2 separate regions of the Homo sapiens genome follow, and region 2 is linked to region 1. A link is a loop called in an ENCODE intact Hi-C map of the cell type or tissue named here. Cell type or tissue: heart left ventricle. All regions are shown on one strand.

What was found. A loop is a pair of places that touch in the nucleus more often than their neighbours do. Peaks named below come from ENCODE experiments on the same cell type or tissue, not always from the same donor. Only the 100,000 strongest peaks of a DNase experiment are listed, where the experiment ranks them.
Region 2: a loop joins it to region 1, with 7 times the contacts of the local background. A loop is called at or near these places in 2 of 110 quality-filtered maps.

Annotation. Positions count from the first base shown.
Region 1 is chr4:15,453,407-15,461,406 of GRCh38, reverse strand. No RefSeq gene overlaps it. Among named protein-coding and RNA genes, the nearest start is that of CC2D2A, 12 kb to the left of the region's middle. In heart left ventricle, a CTCF peak has its summit at 3,651 (motif pointing right); no DNase peak of the experiment used is centred here; H3K27ac peaks cover 520 bases.
Region 2 is chr4:14,746,477-14,754,476 of GRCh38, reverse strand. All of the region lies in intron 2 of LINC00504 (long intergenic non-protein coding RNA 504), which reads left to right. Among named protein-coding and RNA genes, the nearest start is that of LINC00504, 140 kb to the left of the region's middle. In heart left ventricle, a CTCF peak has its summit at 4,378 (motif pointing left); no DNase peak of the experiment used is centred here.

The DNA.
Region 1 (8,000 bases):
TGCTCATAAATCTTGAGGGGCTCACTTGATTCAAAGGGTAACCCTTTGTGCAAATGCCAATGGAGAGAGAAGTAGCTAGTCAATTACTGCTGGAAATGGTTCCCAAGAAGTCTAAGCAATTTTGCTCTCAGCTACATTGATGTTTCTGTTAGTCATACCAGCTGCCTCACATTAGAGATTCCAGGTTTACCCTCTTTCAGGTTATACTAGTGCTTTTCAACCAATTTTGACCCTCTTGGACATTTGGCAAAGTTTGGGGATATTTTTGGTTGTCACAACTTGGTGGGGGGAAGGGAGTGCTACTGGCATCTCATGGGTAGAAGCCAGGAATACTGCTAAACATCCTACATTGCATAGAACTGTCCCCGCACTGCCATTCCAACATAAAAAAATTATCTGTCCACGTATGTCAAGGATGCTGAGGTTGAGAAACCCTGTTTTTTCCAATATGATTTACACCCATATGATCTGCTACTGCTTCCAGAATTTAGCAGGTTTTAAGACCTCAATCCCAGGTTACATTTAAACCAGGAATGGACCCTCCTGGAGCCCAACATCCTCTGAGTTCTAGTTTGAACCATAGTCACCAATCCACAGCCCACAAACTCCCTTTCCTCATGTTGCATTCCCCTCCATAGAGGCAAGTATCCTTTTTGGCTGATCAATCTCAGTTTTAACCAACCAAGTTTATCACTGAGTTTTTAATGCTATTGAAATTCAGCAGAAAAGAAATTAGTATCAAAATTTCTTTTTCCTCTAGGAGGTTTCTTGGCTCCCTTTGCAGATTTATTCAATGTATGTCAAAGAGCACAAGGGGCATTTTGAAAATTGGGGAGCATCAGTCATGCCACAGAAAATGATGTTATATTCCCATTTTCCAGGGCAGTGGGTGTCCACTTGCCTTACATTTGCATAATCAAGATGAGTTGCTCACAGGACTCTCCATTTGAAACAAGATCTTACCCAAGGAGACTTACTGAGCTTACTAGAGAGAGGATTAGCTGATAATACCCTCCTGATTAAAAAGTAGGTTTTGCTTTCCTACACAGCCTGATCCATCTTTCATTTTTTCATGCCCTGTGATGCCACAAATTGTACTGTATTTCCTTCCAATGCAGCAATTGCTAAAGATACTTGGGAAAAAGGCAGTTTGCTAGACTCAATATAAGAATGACCTCTCTGCTATTCCAGCTCAAGAATTTTCAACTCTTTGCTGTTTGTAGCCACAGCTCCTGGTACAGACAACTTTGCTTTACCCTCTGATGCAGAAGCTTGGGGACCTGTAGGGGTTTGGGTGCTTATATTGGTACAGAGCATAGATTGGTAAAAAAAAAAAAAAAAAAAAAAAAAGTACCCAGGAGCATCTATACTTGTTTCCTGAATTCTGCTAAATTGAGAAGCTATGTTTCCAACATCCTTAGATGGACTAGGGTATAAATAGAATTTTCATGGACTTGCCTCTGATCTCAGTCACTGTTGATGTTTTTGGAAATGCATGGCAGATTCCAAAGAACTGACTAGCAAACAGATTTCTAGAGTAAAATCCATCCATAAATTGGTAGCTGCTTGTGTTCTCACTATTTGAGAGATGGAATTTGGAGCAGAGGACAAAGGGTTGCCTGCTACTATGCATCATTCTGCTCTCTGGGGCTTGGACTCTGAGGGGCTTTGCCATACTAGAGGATTTTCCTGTCAGGGAAATATGGACACTGCCATGTACTGTCCAACTAGGGCCAAACAGAAAAACAGTAGCACTGCAAGGACCCAGCCAACTTCATGACGGTGGACTAGATTTTGTGGATCACAAGTGCCATCATATCTAGTTGCCAGCTTTTAGTAATTCTCTGTGTTATAATTTTCGCCTCTTATCTCTGACACATCTGTAAAATCTTATAATTGTTCCCTTAGAGACTCATCTATGCTGTGGGGGAATTACAGAAAGAATTTATATCCATGCTCGAGATGAGAGGGTAAAGTAAAGAAGAGTAATTTCAGTAGCAAGAATGATGGTATCAGTGGAGATTGCTAAAATTCTCAAAAGGCAAGTAAATTTTAGGAACAATGATTGGGGATCAGTGTTGAGCGTAAGTTTGCCCCTTCCTATATGGAGATTTTCTCTCCTCACTGCCAGCCTGGGTTATTTTTCCAAGGGATCCTGAGAATCACTCACGCTTTCTCCATGATACTAATGTATGCTTGAGACCTTCAAGACTCCCTCCTAATTCAAGTCTCTGCTAACACCAGAAAAGGATCCATCATCATTAACAAGCCTGCCTTCTTTCTTTATCCTTCTAGTGCTTACCACTAGCATAGCTGTTGACACATCATTTTGTCTTTCCTGCTGGGTTTCCATTGCTCAGGGAAGCTCCTGGTGCATAGCAGACACTCAGTAAATATGTTGAGTGATTGAAGGAACAAACCAACACACAAAGCAAAGCCTTCACTGAGTCCTTATATAAGGAGAAGAACTTATGACTGAGAATCTAAAAAACATATGACTGAGATCTAAAAAACACAAACTGATGACTGAGAGTCTAAAAAACACAACCTACTTTCGAATCAGCTGTGTGGATTCAAAGAGCCAGAAATGCTGCATCTGTTAAATTTGGAAAGTCGTCACTAGTAGGAGGGGGTTCCATGGGCCAGTGAAGAGGTCTTTTAGGAGTAGTAGCATTTAGTGTGAAACTGAACTGCTGGCCTCAAATCTTAAATCTGCCATTTGCTAGTTGGGTAGCAAGACAGGTAGCTTTTGGTTTTAGTTGGTGTTTAATTTCAAATTAAAATTTATCTTTCCATCAATTTATTCATCCATCTGACATTTATTTAGTGCCTGCCACATGGCAGATGTGGTGCAAAGTACTAGAGATTCAAAGATGATTAAGAAAAAATCCTCACCCTCTAGCTGTTTACCATCCAGTGAGGTTGAAACCTCTTGATATGGTTTGGTTGTGTCCCCACCCAAATTTAATCTTGAATTGTAGCTCCTATAATTCTCATGTGTTGTGGGAGGGACCCAGTGGGAGATAATTGAATTATGGGAGTGGTTTCCCCCATACTGTTCTTGTGGTAGTGAATAAGTCTCACGAGATCTGATGGTTTTATAAGGGGAGACCCCCTTCACTTGGATCTCATTCTCTCTTTTGTCTACTGCCATGTAAGATGTGCCTTTTGCCTTCTGCCATGATTGTTAGGCCTCCCCAGTCAGGTAGAACTGTGAGTCCATTAAACCTTTTTTTCTTTATAAATTACCTAGTCTTGGGTATGTCTTTATCAGCAGCGTGAAAACGGACCTCTAGTCACACTTATCCCATCAAGCTTTGCAGGAAACCACAGAGGGATTATCTGATAACGAAATGTCATTTTTACTCTAATTGTTTATGAATTACAGTGTATATGACTAAGTAGCTTTAATAAATGTATACTAGGCAATGGGAGGAGATCCACATGGAAGACAGAAGACCTTGACTCTAGTCCCATCTTAGCGACCACTGACAAGGCCCTCATCGTTTATGGATCTCTGTTTCCTCTTCTGGAATATGAGGTGGGCAGAGAAAGTTGATTTCTAAAGTTTCTCCTAGCCCGCACTTGGATTTTACATAATCTCTGGAAATGGTCTCTAATAGAGTAGTTATTGTTGCTGGCCACTAGAGGTCAGTACCTTAAAAAGTAAACTGGATTCTCCTGCCATCAAAGTATGCCTTGAAGCAAAAGCAAAATTACTGTTTTCTTATCTTGGTTAGGAAGAAACATTCCCAAAGAAACAGTTTTCTCCTTGACATATTAGAGCTTGTAAGATGACATTTCCAAACTCTGGCTGAGCATTCACTGCAGAGTTCACTAACAATCTTAGTGTGAGAGATGAAGGAGCAGAAGGTCTGGCCCTAGCTAGTGAAGAACGTATGGTTTCTGCACAGACCTGAATGCATTGATAGCTGTGTAACAGGAGGAAAGAGGAACTGAAAATGACTCTTCTGTAGAGCAAGCCCCTCACTGTATCCAGTGGTGCACTTGCCCCTATCTGGTCACTGAGAATTAAAAGGTAAATATGTTTTTAGATCAGCTCTTTTCTCATAGATGTGGTAGGGAAGGCACAATTTTTGTTCCTTTCCCTGAGTTCCTGCTGCTCTGAAAGATAGGAACTTCCACTCTCTTAATAATTAGTGGCTTACCTCTCCATGGCTCCTTCTGGTGGAGGGAGGAGGAGGGATTTCTCTGATTGGTGAGATGGCAAGAGTCTGGTACCCCCTGGGCTCTGTGTTGGGAGTGGGCTGTGTGTAAAAAGTCACTTGCACATGTGGCCTCTCTTGGGTTCTATGAGCTTGATTTGAGGGGAGGGAGACCTCTGTTCTCTTTGAGGCTGAATGGAAAAGTTTCTGTTGTGGGATGCTAATCAGGTCTAGACCTGGAGGCAACTACTGGGAAGTTTGTTTCAACCTCATATCCAAGTTGCTCTCTCTGATTTGGTGCTACCAGTAGGAAGACAAGTATTTTGGTACATATGTGGCTTCTGTGTGCATTTCTCAATTGGCTTGGCACCCTCAGGGGTGAGGAGTGGGATTAAATGGAAGCCCTTCTCAAATCCTATCAGTGGAGGTGGATTAATATAGTCCCCTCACAATTCTAATGACTGCAGGCTTGCTTGTGATGTTGTTGGTGTAGGGTTTAGGTAAGAGTGGGGCTCAGGGTTGTCCTTGGGGATACAGGACCAGGGAAAGGAGACAGATACAGCCCTCAACAACTTATGCAGCTGAAACCAAACTGAAATGAATATAAGGGGCAAATAGTAGAAAAAAATCATTAAAATTCAACTTGAGGAGTGTGTAGGAGAGAGATGTTTTGTTCTGCTTTGCCTAAGTCATGGTAGTTGTGCAAAAAGTGTTGGTCTTAAAACTCAGGCTTCTTTTGGTACAAGGTGGTTCTGTGTCCCCCAGCTGCTCCCCTTTACCCTCTCCCATCCCGTTACCTCTTTATTCACAAGAGAAGAAAAACAAATAGAAAAGATCTCCAACAATTGTCCAAATAATTCATTCATTTATATAGACATTTCTTCATTCATTCATTCATTCATTCATTCATTCATCCTACCAATATTTACTGAGCTTTGATTATGCACCAGGCAGTTTCAGGTACAGGGAACTAAGCAGACAATACCCCCTTCTCTTGTGGGGCCAACATTTATTTGAGGGTTGACCAAGTACGGTGGCAGATGAAGTCATTGCCTCTTCCATATCCCTTGCATTAACCAATTCAGGGTGCTTTGATAGATTTTTAACTGTCTTATCTCCATCTCTGTGCCTGAAGCCTTTTTTCAGAACCCTGCAAAGTCACTTTACCTGAGCACCAAAGGCACTCTCAAAGTGCTGGAAAAATATTGATCCTGAGAGCGGTCCTCAGCCAATGACTCTTGGGAGTTGGTCTTTAAACACTCCGGCTTCCTCCCTTTTTGGGTGAGCTGATTCGGTGTGTGTTATCCTGTTCTCCTGGGCAGCTCCTTGGGATGAGCTTCAATCAACCACAATGGCAGTTAGCTTACAGACACAGTTATTGTTGCTCTGTTGCTTCCTCACTACCCTATTGGTGTTTCCTGCAACTCCCAAATAACCACTTATACTCAAGTCCTTGTCTCAGAGTCTGCTTTTGGGGGAAATCTGCTAAAATTGTCATTTTTTACATATATTACCACATTTTGTTCTTGCAAAGACCCTGTGAAATTATGAACTGAACATCGCAGTGCCTACCTGATGACACACTTTTGGAAAAAAAACAAAACAAAACTGCCTACATCTCGTGCTGATGGGCTTTGAGCAGGCAACTGTGCTTTATACCAGTATTCACAGTCCTAGCTGATGGGACCGAAGGAGGGTGTGGATCAGCTGCAGCCAATCCCCAGGCTGGCTCTTTGATAAACAGGGGCCTGCCAAACATGAGATCCTCACTCTGGGGATTTGAACTGAGACATGAAGAAAGAGTCAGCAGGGATTGAGCAATTGGAGCTAAAGCAAAGAACATGTCATGAACTAGAGCTGGGCTGGGAGATGCCAGCAGAGATTGAAATGATGAGAAATCAGAATCCATGCTGTAGAAAAGGCAGATAACAGGGTGAGGAAACCTGTGAGTGGTATGAGAAGCCCATGGATGCAAAAGAAGCAGAGACGTGAAGCAGAGTGGAGTCAAGTTCTTCACTGAGGGCCAGTGTCAGGATCTACCCTGGCCTCCACCAAGGCCCTGGAGGGCTGTTGGAGCCACTCAGCTGGAAGTAATGGCCTATAAGGCCTGGTCCAAGCAGAACTCCAGCACCCATTACTCCTGCTCTGATTTTGTAAAATAGCGATTTCAGAAGGCAGTTGCCAAGTTTTGCTTTTAATTGGGAGTGCAAAACTAGGTATAGCCTTGCCTATTGAATTAGAATACAAGAGTTTCCAAACTTTCGTTAGAACTGGAAGGGTAACCAAAGGCTCCTTTAATTCAGGGAAGGCAAGTTGATTTCATCTCAAGGGTACATGCTTGTTGATGGATGGACCTGGAGACTTTGTTGAGAATTCTGAGGCTGCCCTGGGGCACAGTGGGAAGAAATGCTTCTATCTATTACCAATGTCTGCCATGAGTTTGGAGAAAGACAGCACTTACTTTCCACCACCAATCCAGTGTGGAATCAGAGGCTTAAAGGATTTAGGTGATTTGTCTAAAAGTCACACAAAGCTGATTATTGGAATTCCTGGGGCTAGATCTTGTCTTCTGACTTTCCACCCAAAAGATTCTCTAATGGCTTTCTCATCCAGCTAACTTTGGCCCTTTAAAACTGTTTTAGGAAGCTAAGAATCCCTTCTCAAAAGAACAATTACTTCTTGTTATATGAGAAATTATATGCACGGCCTTCCAAAAAGTTAGTTGGACTCATATTTATGTTTTTGTAGGTGAATTTTTGTTCATAATTTAGAGTTGCCAAATTTAGCAAAAAGGAATACAGGACACCCAGTTAAATATTTGAGACAGTTTTCTACTAAATGATTGTTATGTGAAATTTATATTTGAATCTTCTGAATTTTATCTGGCAACCCTAAAAGGGAATCAGGTGGGCAACTCCTTGTGTGGACACACCTTGATATATTGATGGATATATGGCTTCTGGGCCCTGACCATCTCACATACTAACCTTCTAGTTATTATTTGTCAATATTCTGACCAACTGGGACATCTCAGGAGGCTGTGCTTTAATTTTAGTTCTACATGTAGTAAGACCTGGATGTTTTCTGTAGAAAATCCTTGCAACTCTCTTTGTTGTTCTGGAGTAATAATAATAGTAAGACCTGAGTGTTTTCTGTTTCAGTAACAATGGGGATGCTCAGTGGTGCCAAATTTATCTGAAACTGTGGTTGGAATAGATCACTGAGACTTTGTTTTTTCTTGTTTATTTCCACCAAGGCAGCATCTCACAATCTTGTAAAAGATAGTACTTTTGTAATGAAAGAGCATCTATGCAACCCCTTAGAGTTTATGATTTTTCTCCTTTTAGTGCTAGCAGATCATTTTTTGGAACCCTAACTATATTGGGCAAGTCTTTACTTCGGTAAGTTCTGCCACCTCCATGATGGCACTGGAGTGAAGCCATGAATTCAGTCTTCTTCATATAGCTGCTCATAAATGCCTTTGCCATCTGACAAATGCATTGGTTCTGAATGACTTCATACTGTTGTAATCCATTGGGTTCATAGTTCTGGACTAAGAAAAACTCAATAAAATGATGTAAACTCAAGACTAATTTCCCTCCCTGTTCTAGTTAGGAAGAAACAATTTAAAAACATATAAACTAGTATTACTTGGTGGTAATCTTGCTTTAAAAAATCCTCTGGAATAGACATCCAGGTACGCCACCAGGAAACTTTAAGAATGATATCGTGTTTTACACTTCAACTCCTAAGAGTTTTATTTCTCTCTCCTTAGACATTTTCTCTGCAATTTTTGGAAACAAAATAATATGCAACTAGCCTAAGAGCATACAT
Region 2 (8,000 bases), 710 kb after region 1:
GGTCAGTGATCTTCCTGGATTACCAACCACAGTGACCAGGGTTGGGAAAATCTAATTGGCTAAGTTGGGTTACTTGCCCATCTGCATCTGAGGTGGGATCAGGCATCAAAAGATCCTATCCAGACCCAGACCCAGACTGGATAATAGCCCCAGAGACTTGAATGCCATACTAAGGAGTTTGGATTGTATTTGAGGGTGACAGAAATTATTTTCAGGTTTTAGACAGGGGGATGAAATGGTCAGATACGTCTTTACAAAGAAAACCCCAGGAGCAAAATGAGGAAGTAGTTGAGTTGGTGGGGCAGATATGAAGCTGGAAGACCCATTATGATGCTAATTTCAGAGTCCAAGTAAGGCCTTAGAATAGGAGCTGTGTACAAGGTGGTGGAAGTGTGGGAAAATGAAGGAGAAAAGAGATGATGTTCTCTTCTGGGTCCCAGTTGGAGACAGAAAAGCATTAGCCACTGCTGGGTAAATTGTTGACAAGGTCTTTTAAGAAGTCATTCTGGCTTAGCAACTGGTCAATATCCTAGACTTACTTATGCTTTTTTTTGGAGGTAAATTATGAACAAACTACAGAAAACCCACTCTTCTGATTAAGATAGTAATACTTCAATTTAATAAATATTTATTGGACACTCACTGATATGGTTTGGCTGTGTCCCCACCCCAATCTCATCTTGAATTGTAGTTCACATAATCCCCACATGTGGTGGGAGGAACCTGGTGGGAGGTAATTGAACCTCCATGATATTCTCATGATGGTAAGCTCTCATGAGATCTGATGTTTTTATAAGGAGCTTCCCCTTCGCTTGGCTCTCATTCTTCTCCTTCCTGTTGCCATGTGAAGAAGGACATACTTGCTTCCCCTTCCACCATGATTGTAAGTTTCCTGAGGCCTCCCCAGCCCCATATAACTGTGAGTCAATTAAACCTCTTTTCTTTATAAATTACCCAGTCTCGGGCAGTTCTTTATAGCAGCATGAGAACAGACTAATACAGTAAATTGGTACCAGTAGAGTGGGGTGCTGCTATAAGGATATCTGAAAATGTGGAAGCAACTTTGGCACTGGGTAACAGGCAGAGGTCAGAACATTTGGAGAGCTCAGAATATGACAGGAAAATGTGGGAAAATTTGGAACTTCCTAGAGGCTTGGAGAGCTCAGAAGACAGGAAGATGTGGGAAAGTTTGGAATGAGTCCAAAGACTCATTGAATTGCTTTGACCAAAATGCTAATAGTGATATGGACAATGAAGTCCAAGCTGAGGTGGTCTCAGATGACAAACTTGTTGGGAACCGGAGTAAAGGTGACCCTTGTTATGCTTTAGCATAGACACTGGTGGCATTTTGCCCTGTGTTAGAGACCTGTAGAACTTTGAACTTGAGAGAGATTATTTAGGGTATCTGGCAGAAGAAATTTCTAAGCAGCAAAGCACTCAAGAGGAAGAATAGCATTAAAGTTTGGAAAATTTGCAGCCTGACAATGCAGTAGAAAAGAAAAACCCATTTTCTGAGGTGAAATTAAAGCCTGCTGCAGAAATTTACATAAGTAATGAAGAGCAGAATGTTAGTCATCAAGACAATGGGGAAAATATCTCCAGGGCATTTCAGAAACCTTCATGACAGCCACTCCCATCACAGGCGCAGAGCCCTAGTAGGAAAAAATGGTTTCATGGGCAAGCCCAGAGCCCTCCTGCTGTATACAGCCTAGAGACGTGATGCCCTGCATCCCAGCCTCTCCAGCCATGACTAAAAGAGGCCAAGGTACAGCTTGGGCCATGGCTTTGGAGGGTCTAAGCCCCAAGCCTTGATGACTTTCACGTGGTGTTTAGCCTGCATGAACACAGAAGTCAAAAACTGAGGTTTGGAAACCTCTACCTAGAATTCAGAGGATGTATGAAAATGCCTGGATGTCCAGGCAGAAGTTTGCTGCATGGGAAGAGCCCTCATAAAAAACATCGGCTAGGGTAGTGTGGAAGGGAAATGTAGGGTCGGAGCCCCGACACAGAGTTCCCACTGGAGCACTGCCTAGTGGGTCTGTGAGAAGAGGTTCACTGTCCTCCAGACCCCAGAGTGGTAGATCCATGAATAGCTTGCACTGTGTGCCTAGAAAAGCCACAGACACTCAACAAGAGCCCATGAAAGCAGCTGAGAGGTGAGCTGTACCCTGCAAAGCCACAGGGGCAGAGCTGCCCAAGGCCATAGGAGCCCACCTCTTGTATCAGTGTGACCTGGATGTGAGACATGGAGTCAAAGGAGATCATTTTGGAACTTTAAAATTTGGCTGCCCTACTGGATTTCAGACTTGCATGGGGCCTGTAGCCCTGTGTTTTGGCCAATTTCTCCCACTTGGAAGGGATGTATTTAATCAGTGCTTATACCCTCATTGTATCTAGGAAGTAACTAACTTTTGATTTTTACAGGCTCATAGGCAGAAGGGATTTGCCTTGTCTCAGACAAGACTTTAGGCGACTGTTGCAAGGGCATGATTATGTTTTGAAATATGAAGACATAAGATTTGTGAGGGGTCATGAACAGAATGATGCAGTTTGGCTGTGTTCATGCCCAAATCTCATCTTGAATTGTAGTTCCCATAATCACCACATGTGATGGGAGGAGCCCGGTGGGAGGTAATTGAATCATGGGGGCTGTTTCCCCCATGCTGTTCTCATGAGAGTGAATAAGTTCTCATGAGAGCTGATGGTTTTATAAGGGGCTTCCCCCTTCATTCAGCTCTCATTCTGCTCCTTCCTGCTGCCATGTGAAGAAGGACATGTTTGCTTTTCCTTCCACCATGACTGTAAGTTTTCTGAAGCCTCCCTAGCCCCACAGTCAATTAAACCTCTTTTCTTTACAAATTGCCCAGTCTCAGGCAGTTATTTATAGCAGCATGAGAATGCACTAATACACCCACTGTGGATTATGTCTGAGGCTTTTTGTACTTTTCATGCTGAATAAAACAAGATTCTGTTAAAAAAAAAAAAAGCAGCAAAATTCTGTTTTTTGAAAAGAACACATTGTACTTATACCATTATCTCTTTCAGCCTTCAACATGGGCCTGTTGGGTAGCAGAGGGGAGGTATCCTGCATTTACATACTTTCTTGGAGAAGTGAACTGACTTCCTCAATAAATAGTGGAGTTCTCTACAGTTCTACACACTCTCATCTCCTGAAACCCATGGGTCTTGGGTCTTTTCTATCTCACAGTAGACAAGTGACTCCCTTAGCTTAGTGACTTACAGTAGTGGGCTGGTGAATATTGAACAACAGGCTCTCTGAGCAGCTTTTACTAATTTGCATGGTGTGAATATTCCCACCTGGCTGACTTCAAACCATCAGCATGATGTCACTGAATGTAGACTTGGGAAGAGACTTATGCATGCTGGGTTCTCCTGAGCCTAAGGGTTCAATGACCCCATCAGGCAAACCACAGCCTAGGCCCTGGTTGGGGGAGTGGAAATCAATTCTCTGGAAGTTCAGTCCACATGGTCATTTATGGTGTGTCTTACACAAAGAGTATACTGAAGTTCTAATGCTCAGTACCTCAGAATGTTAACTTATTTAAAAATGGGGTTATTGTAGAAGCAATTAGTTAAAATGAGGTCATACGGGAGTAAGGTGAGTTTCTAATCCAATATGACTGGCATCTTTATAAGAAGATAGCCAAGTGAAGACACAAAGACACAGGCAGAAGACTATGTGCAGATGGACAGAGAGATCAGAGTGATGCATTTTTGGGCTGAGGAACTCCTGTAACTACCAGAAGCTTAAAGAGGCAAGGAAGTCTCATCCCCTAGGAGCTTCAGAGGTAGCATGGCTCTGCCAGCACCTTGATTTCAAGCTTCCAACCTCCAGAACTGTGAGAAGATACATTTCAGTTGTTTCAAGTCATCTAGCCACCTTATGCCTGCCTTAGGAAACTAAAGGTCCCTGTGCTTTCTTATACCCTGCACCCCCTGGTTTGAAATATGACTGCCTTTGGGAAAAATCCCATTTTTTTGTGTTTTAAGGTTAAAGTGATCTCTCATTCCACTCCTTCCCCATTTAGATCATGTCATAGGAATCTAGTGCAATGAGCTAAAATATAGGAGAACCCATTGGCTTATAGACCTAAGAAAGTTATATTAGTTAAACACATACTAGGTATCAGGTGCTATACCACTGGTTTTTCATGTGTTGCCACATTTACCTTAATCTTCACAACAACCTCTGAATAGGTATAATTATCCTCATTTTACAAATGGGAAAACAGAAGCTCAGTGATGTTAGGTAACTTGCCTAAGGTCACAGAGCTGGTGGACAGCAGGGAAGACAACTTGGGTGTGGTGAGCAGTCACAGATGCAACACCACATCTTAGTGCTCCACCCTGTGGCTGATTCGTGGGAGTCCCCATAGGCTACAGCTGCACAAACACCTCAGTGAATGCTCCATCTGTGCCCAGAGACAAAATGGGATTTGAGGAAAGGAGAGGAAAGGTGGAGGGCAGTCGATTAAATAAGTAACCCTGCATCTCCTTGGTGAGCTGTTCCACATGGGGTGGTTGCCATTTCCATGTGGCAAATAACAATGAAGGATCCACAGTGATATCACAATATGCTAACCTTAATTCTTCATGTGCATGCAGCACTGAACATCTGTGACAAATTTTCTATTAAATGGTTCTTGTCTATTCACAGGCTCTGGAGCCAGGCAGAGCTGGATTCAAATTCCAGCCCTGAACCTTATCAGCAGTAAGCTGCTTAATCATTCATGAGTTGCTTCACTTCCACCTTTTGTAACCTCATAGGGTTTTTGGGAGGATTCAATTAGGTGAATGGAGTGTGTGCAGTGCATAGTAGGTGTCAAGGAGAAACGCTGACTGCCAACTCCTTGGCTTCTTATGAAGGAGTTTCCCTCAATACTTCTGACCTGTGCCACAGTTTTCCTGCCTGCAGAGTGCATAGCCATGATGGGAGATCATGCTGGGAAACAGGAGAGAAACAAATTGACCAAAAGTTCCAAGTATGTGCCTCAGTTTCCCCATCTGCCTCCCCTGGATCCATGATGCACCATTCTGCAATTCTCATCCCTCTTATGGGTTGCATTGTGAACCCACAAAGAACATATTAAATTTCTAACCTCTGGTACCTGGCAACATGGCCTTATTTGGAAATAATTTGGGTCTTTGCAAATTTGATCAAGTTAAGATGAGGTCATTAGGATGGGTCCTTCCTCCAATATGACTGGCATCCTTCTAAGAAGAGGAAAACACCATCTGAAGACAGAGGCACATGGGGAGAATGCAACATGACCATGGAAAGAGGTCTAAATGCTGCACCTTCCAGTCAGGGAAGCCCAGGGCTACCAGAAGTTGGAAGAAACAAGGAAGGATCCTCCCCTAAGGGCTTCCAAGGGAGCATGGCCTTGCTAAAACCTTGATTTCAGACTTTTTCTCTGCAGATCTGTGAGACAATAAATTTCCCTTGTCTTAAGCCACCAAATGTGTGGTATTCTAAGGCAGCCCTGGGAAACAAATACCCTCCACCGAGGTGCGTGTTACCTGGTGTTAGTGAATGAGTAAACGAATGAAGGAATGAGTGCCTCTGTGTGTGGTTGCTCTTGGCCAGAATGGAGATGAGGGCTGTTGTAGAACAGGAAAGTGTTTTTCTATTAACACCTGAGGTGAATAAGTGTAAGTAGGGCACTGTGGAAAAGGAAAAGACAAGGAAAGGAACCAATGTATATTGAGCACATCCTATGTGTTTGTTCCTCCACCAGGTGAATTGCAAATGTCTCCTTTAGTCTGTGAACCCTGTAAGGTGGGTGTTGTTATTCTAGTTTTCCAGATGGGAAAACTTCAGTTAGAGAGAGTAGACGCTCAGCTTAAGGTCTAACAAGAGAGCAAGGGGCTGAGCAAATTCCAAACAGGGGTTGGTCTCATTCCAACATCTGCCTGTGATATTTCTACTTGATGCAAAGCAATTGAGGCAATAAAAATCAAGTTGTAGCAGGTAAAATTTCAAACAGAGGTTGCAATTATGAGTAGTCATTGCACTTGTCCTGAAATCAGGAGGGAGGAGAGTCTTGATGGAGGCATCCAGTTAAGGCATAGAGAGGTAGCATAGCAGAGTTTATGTGGATGGGTCTGGAGCCATTCTACCCGGGTTCCAATGCCAGCCATCTCCACATTAACTAGCTGAGTGCCTTTGCCACATTACTCCTTCTATTTTTAGGCCTCCTGGCTTGCCATGTGGCAATAACAGGGACAGGGACCATAGGGCTGTAGTGGGGACTAAATGATCATCACAAAAGAAGAAGTTAGAACCGAACTTGCTACATACTGAACATGACAAAGTGCTTGTTGCTGCTATTATTTTTTTATTACTTAAAATGTGACCCGTGCCAGGTCTCCTCCTCCCCCTAAATGACTGTCTCCTTTGCGTGGCTCTCAGGGCATTTTGCTGATCTGCTCTCTGCCACAGTGACTTCCAACACTTGAGCCAAGCTGAAATATTATGTTTCTAATTAGAGAACTGAGTGCCATGTTGGTTCATAGTGCCTTTCCTGAAGCTTTTGGCTGTAATGTTTCACAGCCATTAATAAGGAAACAATCTGGAAGAGAATTTGTAGTCGTGACTTCTAGCACTGATCCAAAAAATGTCTCTCTGGTCCCCAATGTGTGCATATCTCTCTGTTGGTTCACTGAAGGGTGTGGGAGTGCTCCTTTCAGAGCAAGAGCACAAGCCTCACACCCAGCTGGTTCCTGTTCCCAGGAGGACTGTGCATCTCTGGGAAACTCTCTAAATTCTGAAGTAATTGTCCTGGCGTCCCTGTGTAAACCATGTAAACTGAGAAACCGTTACTTAAACCTGGGTGGTCAAGCTGTCCTTGACCATGTTCCTGAAACAGAGAAGGAACCACAAATGACCTGCCTTCACCTAACTAGTCAACCATATTTCTTTCCTTTCCTGGGATGTGCTTATCAGAAAGACAGAGCAGACCCAACAGATAGAACCAGTCCAGCTTTGAGGATTTTGCTCACAGAGTATTGTGCACAGTAGTGGTATTACTATTCGGGGGCAAGGACTGCAAATCTCTCTCTCAAATGATGTTGTTGCCTTTCTGGCCTTGAGGGAAAGCCCCAAGCCACCTTTATAAGTTTGTCTTCTAGGACTTGTATGCTTCAAGTTAGGATTTTCAAACACAAAGGTCTCTTATTTAAATGGTCAAAAAATTTTACAAACAGTGCAAAACTTGCTGGATTTGGGAAAGAGGGAAAGGAGAGCCTGTGTTGGATATGTAGTATGTTTGAGAGCTGGATTAAAATGTGAGGATATAATAAAGATACAGAATAAGAATTATATTAATGTCCTCCAAAGAAACAGAAAAAAATTGGGTATAGATACACATTATATACACATACACTAAAAATATAGTGTGTGTATATATATGTACACACATATATACATATACATATACACAGAGTTATGGTATATTGGGTATAAAATAGGGCATATACCCTGTTTTCCTTTTTACTTTCTTTCATATGATTATCATGTGTCTCATATGATTACCATATGTGTCTCATATGATTACCATGTGTCTCATATGATTACCATATGTGTCTCATATGATTACCATATATGTCTCATATGATTACCATATGTGTCTCATATGATTACCATATGTGTCTCATATGATTATGGAGGCTGAGAAGTCCCATCATCTACAATCTGCAAACTAGAGTTCCATCATAGCTGCTGGTATAACTCAGTCCAAGTCTGAAGATTTGAGAACCAAGCGGGCTGATGGCCTAAATCCCAGATCAAAGGCAGAAGATTTAAGTCTCAGTTCAAGCAAGCTGTCAGAAAGCAAAAGAAGTGAATTCCTCCTTCCTCTGCCTTTTTGTTCTTCTCAGACCCTCAGGGGATTGGATGATGCCTACCCAATTGGGAGGGTGTTCTACTTTACTGAATCTAGTGATTCAAATGCTAATCTCATCCGGAAACACCGTTACAG